Linked DNA regions of Homo sapiens: region 2 is linked to region 1. A link is a contact called in ENCODE Hi-C data. All regions are on one chromosome and are shown on one strand. Each heading gives the region's core, a stretch centred on a gene start or an enhancer-like site at or near the end of the contact. The rest is flanking DNA. Distances are from core to core; before and after follow the strand shown. Region 1 holds the start of SRFBP1 (serum response factor binding protein 1). Region 2 holds the start of TNFAIP8 (TNF alpha induced protein 8).

Region 1 (3,736 bases), core at 548-3,047:
GTGGGCCTTGGTTAACTAAGCTTTGGGCACAGTCTTGAAATTATTAGTGATTTCCTTTTTGAATTTGAGTTTTGTAAGTGAAGTCTAGTGGGATAATGGAACATGTGCCAAGGCCTTGTTGTCTCAGGTCATGTGTGGTCCTGTCCCCAAAAGCTCCTCAGGTGGATTCTCTGGTTTCCTGCTCTCCTGTCTCCACCCAGCAACTGCTGCCACCTTGCTCCAGTGTATACACTCCTACCTGAGTCTTGGGGCAGGGGTCTCAGGCACCTTTGAGGGTCTGCCCTGACAACCTAATGTCTCTGTGCTTTAGGGAGCATCGTATTAAATAGTAAATTAACAAACACCATGATGAGTCAAGAGACGCTATGGAAGAAACTTTTTTTTTTTTTTGAGACGAAGTTTCACTCTTGTTGCCCAGTCTGGAGTGATCTTGGCTCACGGCAACCTCCGCCTCCCAGGTTCAAGTGATTCTCCTGCCTCAGCCTCCCGAGTAGCTGGGATTACAAGCATGCGTCACCACGGTCGGCTAATTTTGTATTTTTAGTAGAGACGGGGTTTCTCCACGTTGGTCAGGCTGGTCTCGAACTCCCGACCTCAGGTGATCCGCCCGCCTAGGCTTCCTAAAGTACTGGGATTACAGGCATGAGCCACCACCCTCCGCCGGAAGAAACGTTTTTCCTGCATTTTGAATAAAGGGGCCTGGATTTTCATTTTGCACTGTACCCCAGGTATTATGTAGCTGGACTTGAAGTCCTGTAGCAGTGGACAGTCCCAGGCAAGTGACTCTGGGCGAGGCACTTGGTGCCTCTGAAGTCACTTTCCACATCTGTAAAATAATAGTTCAGAGCAGAGTAGGGTGGCTCACTCCTGTAGTCCTAGTTATTTGGAAGGCTGAGGTGAGAGGATGGCTTGAGCCCAAGAGTTTGAGGCTGCAGTGAGCTATGACTGTGCCACTGCACACCAGCCTGGATGACAAAGAGAGACTGGGTCTCTAACAAAATAATATTAATAAAAGGAAAATAATTTCTATCTTGTTGGATTTCTGTGGAGATTTGGAGCTAATTTATGTAAAGCTCTTGGACCACCATTTGACACATTTTAATGGTCAATACTAGAAGGTGTTGACAATTATATATTACCTAATTCAAACACACTCCCTTACGTCTCCTATGCTTGCCGGCTAATAAACAGCCATTCCCACAGGCAGTACCAAATGTGTATCCTGGTTTTGCTTCAAATGTTTATTCCCTAAATTTAAACCCTTCTATAGTGTGCAGGAAAAAAATGTCCGCACCTCAGCTATAATGTCAGGTTGTAACAAAAAACTGCGAGGATTTAAAAAGGTGTGCTTGTTAGAAAAGCAGAAATCTTCACAAATACTAGATTTAAAAAAATGGAAGCAAAAAATCGTTCATTCAAGTGATCATTTCAGAAGAGCTCTTTCACCGCCGTTCAGCGCCCCCCTAGCCATTAGAGAGAAAAACCAAGGCCGGTACAATGCGAGCGCAGTGTACCAAGGGAACACACACACACACACACACACACACACACACACACACACACACACACAAACCGAATCTTGAAAAACTAGACGTTGCCCAGCTACCAGCCCCCGTCTGGTTTCCATAGGAACGCGCAATTCCGTTGCGTAGCCCTCTGCGCCGGTAGTTGTTCTGTCTCAGTTCCGGTTTTCCCTTCCAAGCGTCAATGTTTCTTGTTCCCAGGCGGCAGCTAGAGCAGAAGGCGGATGAGTTTTGGACAGAAGAGGCTTCCGTTGAGGGGCGTGGCGACGCAGCCGCGGTCTGAGAGACCGGTTCACGTGCAGGCAGCGGCGGATCATATTCCTTCATCTACCATGGCTCAGCCGGGAACTCTGAACCTCAATAACGAGGTGAGCGCCGAGGAACCTATGGGGCTGACTTTAAGGGTCCTCAAAACCAGCTCTTTTGAGACGCGTGGTCGGAGGCGGGCATAGAGGGTGCGGTTGGAGGAACTTTCGTGGTGGGCCCAGGCGGGTTTCCCGCAACTTGGAGTTTGGCAACCGGTAATTTCCCTTTTCGGTCTCCAGGTGACTAAAGTGAGAGACATGTGTCAGGCCCCACGAATTTATGTCTGTGGGACTTTGGGAAGAACCTTTAGCCTGTACGTTCAATATTCTCGTCTGTAAAGCGGAACTCAAGATAGTTCGTCCCAGGGTTGTGAGATTAACTGAGATACGTAAAGTATTTGCAAGTGCCTGACCCTTAATAAACTTTCAGTACACATTACCTGCTCTTTATTGCCTGTCGAAAATGAAAGAGAGAAAGTAAGAGCTGTAGCTTCTAAGAAATTGGTGGTCTTGAATGAGACTGTATGCTCAGTACTTCGTTTCCTCTTCCAGTTAGTGTCCTATTTCTTTGCTTCCGTTTACAGCAGAACTTCAATAAAGAGCTGTTTATACTTGCTATCCTCAATTCTTTTTTCTGCTTTTTCAGTCCATTCTCATCAGACATTTGTTCTCACCACCGTCACTTCCATAGTGTGCGGTGTCGACAAAATACCATTTCTACCACTTATCCCCCTCTGGTTTCTGCTTCTATTCAACAAAATAATGTCATCCAAAGTCTTAAAGTAAGCTGGAAACATAAGGATCGAGTAAGGACCTCACAGTTAGATACAGAAAGGAAATTCTTTATCCCGTTTATGAGCAAGTCACTGTTTAGATTACACACAGTAGTGTAAGGGATATTTCATATTTTCTAGTAACCTATACTCAAGTAAGAGAGCTAAGCAACACTCACCTGTGTTACAGAACAATGTGTGAAGAATGCCTCCAAAACCTAGTAATGCAGAAAAGTTTCCAAAGGCGGCAAAATGAAATGGGTGATACTTGTCCTTGGTCTTTAGGGATCTTGCACAGGAATTGCAGTCAGTGATTCAGGAAAGGGGAAGAAGTCATTCCAGGCAGAGGGACTGGTATAAGCAGGAAAGGGCTAGTAGCAGAAGAACCCGTGGGTAATACAGGGATAAGTAACTCTTCACTGATGGGAACTTGTGAGATGAAGAAGGAAATAAAACTGAAATATATTCTCTGCTGCCAGATTAACGAGTCAGGATTTCAGTTGACAGTGGAGTACAGGATATGCTGAAGAGGGAAGCTGAAAGTAGTTACTATTTACTCATAAACATACATTAAGCTTGTGCTTTGTGCCAGAAAGCGTTTGGTGGGCTATTTTGCATTAGGTTACCTGTGATGTATGAAAGATCAGAGTAATGTCCCTGGGATTTCAACCCCAGGGAGCTTCATATCAAATTTTGTAATGACTTTGATGATGGAAATGACAGGGGATGAGTCATTAAAGACTCTTTTCACACTTAGCTAACTTTTGTTCTTCTTCAAAACAGTTAAAATTTGACCTTTAGGAAACCTTCATTAACTCCTCTCGGTCTGGGTTAGGTGTCTGTTCTTTGTGCACCCAGATTGCTTTCTCCTCTGGAAACACTTATGTAACTGTTTCTGTCTTCCTGTGTTTATGTGTCTATCATGTGTAGCACATATGTTTACTAGGTGATTACATGAATTTGTGAAAGCAGGAACTACACACATCCACCACTGAAGTCTAGTGTGTTCTAATGTGAAGGAGATAAAAAGGACAGAAAAAAGTGGAGATGATGGAGGATATTATAATTTAAAATTAGTGGGAAAAAAAACCCACAAAAGGAAAGAGAGATTTATCTACATAAAAATTGAATAACC
Region 2 (3,736 bases), core at 387-2,886, 2.6 Mb before region 1:
GATAACATGTTAGAATCTTAGGCAGGTTAGAATCTCTCAGCAGTAGGATGTGATTTAATATCTAGACCTCTTACATTAATATTTATAATAGCCTTCACTGCTTGTGAATAGCATAAGCACTCTTTTCTGTTCAAAGTCAATACTGAAATAAAACCCAAGAGTATGTTTTATAAAAATTTACTTTTAATGGTGCAATGGTAATAATCTATGTAGTCCTTATGGTTTTCAAATCCCTTTGTGCTTATATTACCTTATTTAATACAGACATAAATCTGTGAAGTAAATAATACTATTTTTATCTTCATTTTACAAATGAGGAACTGGAGGCTCAGAGAGGTTAATTTGCATAAGGTCATACAAATGATAGATGGCAGAACTGGATTTAAGTTCAGACTCCTTAAATCCATGTCTTTTGTACGTTCTTTTCACTAAATTTGCCATAGTGTTTCTATTGGTTTTTGCCTATATAAAATCGGAAACGAAGAAAAAGAAACGAACTGGAAAATAAATTTGTCAAAAGAGTATATTTTTTTCTCATAATTTCCAAGCGGATCTTTCAGATATGTTATTTGAGGACTTTTTGCCTCAGACTGGCGATAAAACAAGTGTTCTACAAAATACCTCCGTAAGACAGGCCTATCAGTGGCAGCTCTTGTCCCCGCTTTGCAGAAGGGAAAACCAAGGCTCCACAGAGCTAAGGGGACTTCCTCTCAGCCAATTTGTAGGGGCCTGTGGGCCAGACCCGGGGGCAGAATTGAGATCTGTTGTGAAGGCTGTCCGGCTTCTTTATTCTATCAGCATTTCAAATCCTGAAAACCTCCCCTTTGGCATTTTGAAGGAATTCATCCCCAGTTTTTGCTGGTAGCCGGGAGGGAACCGTGCTCTCCCCCTGAGGAAGGCCCTTTGGAGTAACTGCAGCAATGAGTGCCCGGGCTGTGCTTGGAGTACCAGTGCTCGCCCGGGGCTATACTGAATGAGTAAGCAGCCCCGTCTGCTTTTGCTGTGCAAAGGTAAGGGTGGAGGCCGCTCCACTTTCTTCAAAAGGCCCCGCTCTGGGACTTGTGAAATTGTGCTCTCTTAAGCTGGTCCTTGCAACCCCATGGACGATATCCATGCGACTTTCCTACAAAAATAACATACCAAAGCCGCTTTAAAATCCGTAATTTTTGGGTTGCAAGACTCCAAGACAAAGTCAAATGGGCATCAAAAAATGTAATCCAAAAATACAGAGGCATTGGTTCTACCCTATATGCATTTGCTATTTATGTAAAACTACAGTGTGCTCTGAGATGAGACTTTTTTTTTCTTTTTATACCTTTTTTTCCGCCCGTCTGGTGCGTTTGCCGACGGTTCTTCTCGGCCCTGTGTCTCGGGAGAGTCGGCTGCCGTCTGGGCCTGTGCCCCACCTGCGTGCGCCCGGGCCGAGCCAGCCCCGCCAGGTCGCCTCCGCCCGGCTGCCGGCCCGAGCGCGCGGCTCCGGGGGCGGACTCCCGCCGCCCAGCTGACACGCGATTCGTCACTCTTGCAGAACTTTCCCCCTGAAAATCCCTGCACCAGAACCCGCTCTCCCGCCCCGGGGAGGTTTTGATTTTAGTGGCTTTCTTCCTTTTATTTTCCGTCGTGTGCGGATTTCGCTGCAGAGCGAACTTGCGGCTCGTCCGAGTACATGTGAGCGGTAATCGCCCCTGCAGCTGGTTATCCTGACATTATGCACTCCGAAGCAGAAGAATCCAAGGAAGGTAGGATTCTGGTTTCTCCTGGGGGCCGGCCAAGTTCTGCGGAGGAATTTGGAGGAAGGCAGTGGTAGAAGAGGATGGGAGTTTTAAAGTGAGCGGTGGGCACTTTGTCCGCTTGCCCTGCGCCTTCGAAGCCAAGTCGGAGCTGGATAAGCGGAGCCCGGGTCTCATCTTGGGCTCCCTTCTCCCCCCGCAGCCGTTCAGAGGGGAGGGGAGGAAAAGTCGGACCTAGTTCAGCCAGCCCACTAAGTCTGCTTTTTAGCTTTCTCTGGAAACGAAAGAGCCCCACTTGGACTCCAAGAATGCAAAATGTGCTTGGAAAAGGGCTGCCTGCCTGCATCAGAAAGACTGAAAGCGGGATCCCTGGAAGAGCCCTGAGTGGAGGGTCCCTTGAAAAGGGGTTTGAGAAATTAGAAACGCTATATGTTTCCGGCTAAAAGGGGAAGCTGAGTGAGGGGAAGCGAAAATCTGTATTTGAGAAATAGATTAATTTTTTTTCATTGCTGGGTTTTCAGCAGTGAGTTCATTTCGTTGGGGGTTTGAGGGGGCTGAAAGATATGAGGGGGTCCTTGTGCAGCTTGAAACTGAGAAGAGTTTGTCTGTTTCTAACTTCGCAAAAGCAAAGGGTTTCATTTACTCCTAACAGAGAACAGGTGACAGGGCTGGAAAAGCTCCAACCAAAACACAATTATACGCTGGTGTTAGTTTGGGGAGTTTATTTGTGTGTGAGTGTTTGTATGCTTTGTTCCTTGAAACTTTATGTATACAAAAGTTCTCTTGTAAGTGGGGGGTGGGAGTAAGGGTGGTTGGGGAAAATTAGAGAGTAAGAGAGGAGACTATTCAAGATTGTGAAATACTCTTTCTTTTCATGTAGTCTCTTGGAAAGCTGGTTAATTTCAAGTCAATCACAGCAGTTCTGGCAGAGGAGCAGCCCCATCATTTCTCCATTTGGTAGACACCAGTTAGGAAGAGCCCTTGAAACTTGTCCTCTTCTGCCTTTTACTGATTCCCCTCCCAGAGGAAAGCTTTGTGTTTCACCATGTAGTCTTTGTGGGCTCACGTTTACCTTATTATGCTGTGTGAGGGAAATAGTCAATAAAAAGGAGGTTTGTTTAATAGAAATACGGGGCTGGCATGAATGAAAAATGACAGCCAGGAGCATTGTTTTTGAGTTTGATGTGGAGTATGGGGGGAGTAATGCTTTCTTGCCGTGTCCTGTGTTCTGATGGAGCTGTGTGCTGATAGATGCTTTTCTTTTCTATGTCTTTATACCAGCAGTTTATTCAAAGTCAAAGGTAGTTGAAGGCAAATAGGAACCAGGCTGAGAGAACTCAAGGGTGAACTTCTGTGTGAATTACAAGTAGCACTTAAGCTGGCGTTTTCTCTCAGGTGTGTTTTCCCTGTCTTTTGAGAAAGAGAGAGTGGGAGAGAAAGTGGAAAAACAGTATCCCAAAGTGTGTATTATACATTCCCATAGCAACATCCACAGTCTTCCCTCCTCGAGGGCCCAGCTCTCTGGTTTTAAGTTTGGAAGCAGCCTGCAAACTGGCCTATGAAGAGGTTAATGGGGCCCCTTCTGCTTGTTCCTCACCTTCCCTCCACTTGTCATCATTTACATTCTGCAGATCGGCCACAAATGATATGGCGCTCTGCTTTTTAAAGAAAGCCCAGAATGTTTCTTTTAAAATAATCTGAGGTAGTAGAATTTTAAATTGATAGCAATTAGGGTGGGATACTGAATAACTCTTGAGGGAGATTGAACACTTTATTAATCAGATAGAATCATATAGCTTCTGCCAGGAAATGAAGGATAGGTGTCTGTGTGTTTTGGGTGTGTTTTCTCCAAGGCTGGTTCATTGGCTGTAATCTAGAACCTTCTGGTTAGCTACCACCACTCAGATGTCGATGAAGCGAGCTATGTTGTGTAAATAACTCAGTTATCTTCTCTATCGTTACTAGTCCTTTTCCTCTTATACGTAGCTTTTTTTTTTTTTTTCATC

The links. Hi-C counts contacts between places; a loop is a spot of excess contacts on that map. Pooled maps may share reads with other maps.
Region 2: a pooled map shows a loop between it and region 1 (5-fold over the local background). The contact joins the promoter of TNFAIP8 here to the promoter of SRFBP1 in region 1. A Hi-C loop is called at or near these places in 1 of 37 single-sample maps with no recorded cell type and 7 of 50 pooled maps.

What each region holds. Positions count from the first base shown.
Region 1 is chr5:121,960,178-121,963,913 of GRCh38, forward strand. SRFBP1 (serum response factor binding protein 1) reads left to right here and starts at 1,798. Exons shown (of 8, transcript NM_152546.3): 1 at 1,798-1,891. The coding sequence starts at 1,856. RefSeq lists enhancers at 1,451-1,989, 1,734-1,783.
Region 2 is chr5:119,354,383-119,358,118 of GRCh38, forward strand. TNFAIP8 (TNF alpha induced protein 8) reads left to right here and starts at 1,637. Exons shown (of 2, transcript NM_014350.4): 1 at 1,637-1,739. The coding sequence starts at 1,709. It overlaps LOC102723444 (a long non-coding RNA gene), which reads right to left and starts at 1,391. Exons shown (of 5, transcript XR_007058912.1): 1 at 1,316-1,391. RefSeq lists an enhancer at 594-733 and silencers at 1,384-1,543, 2,172-2,466, 2,264-2,323.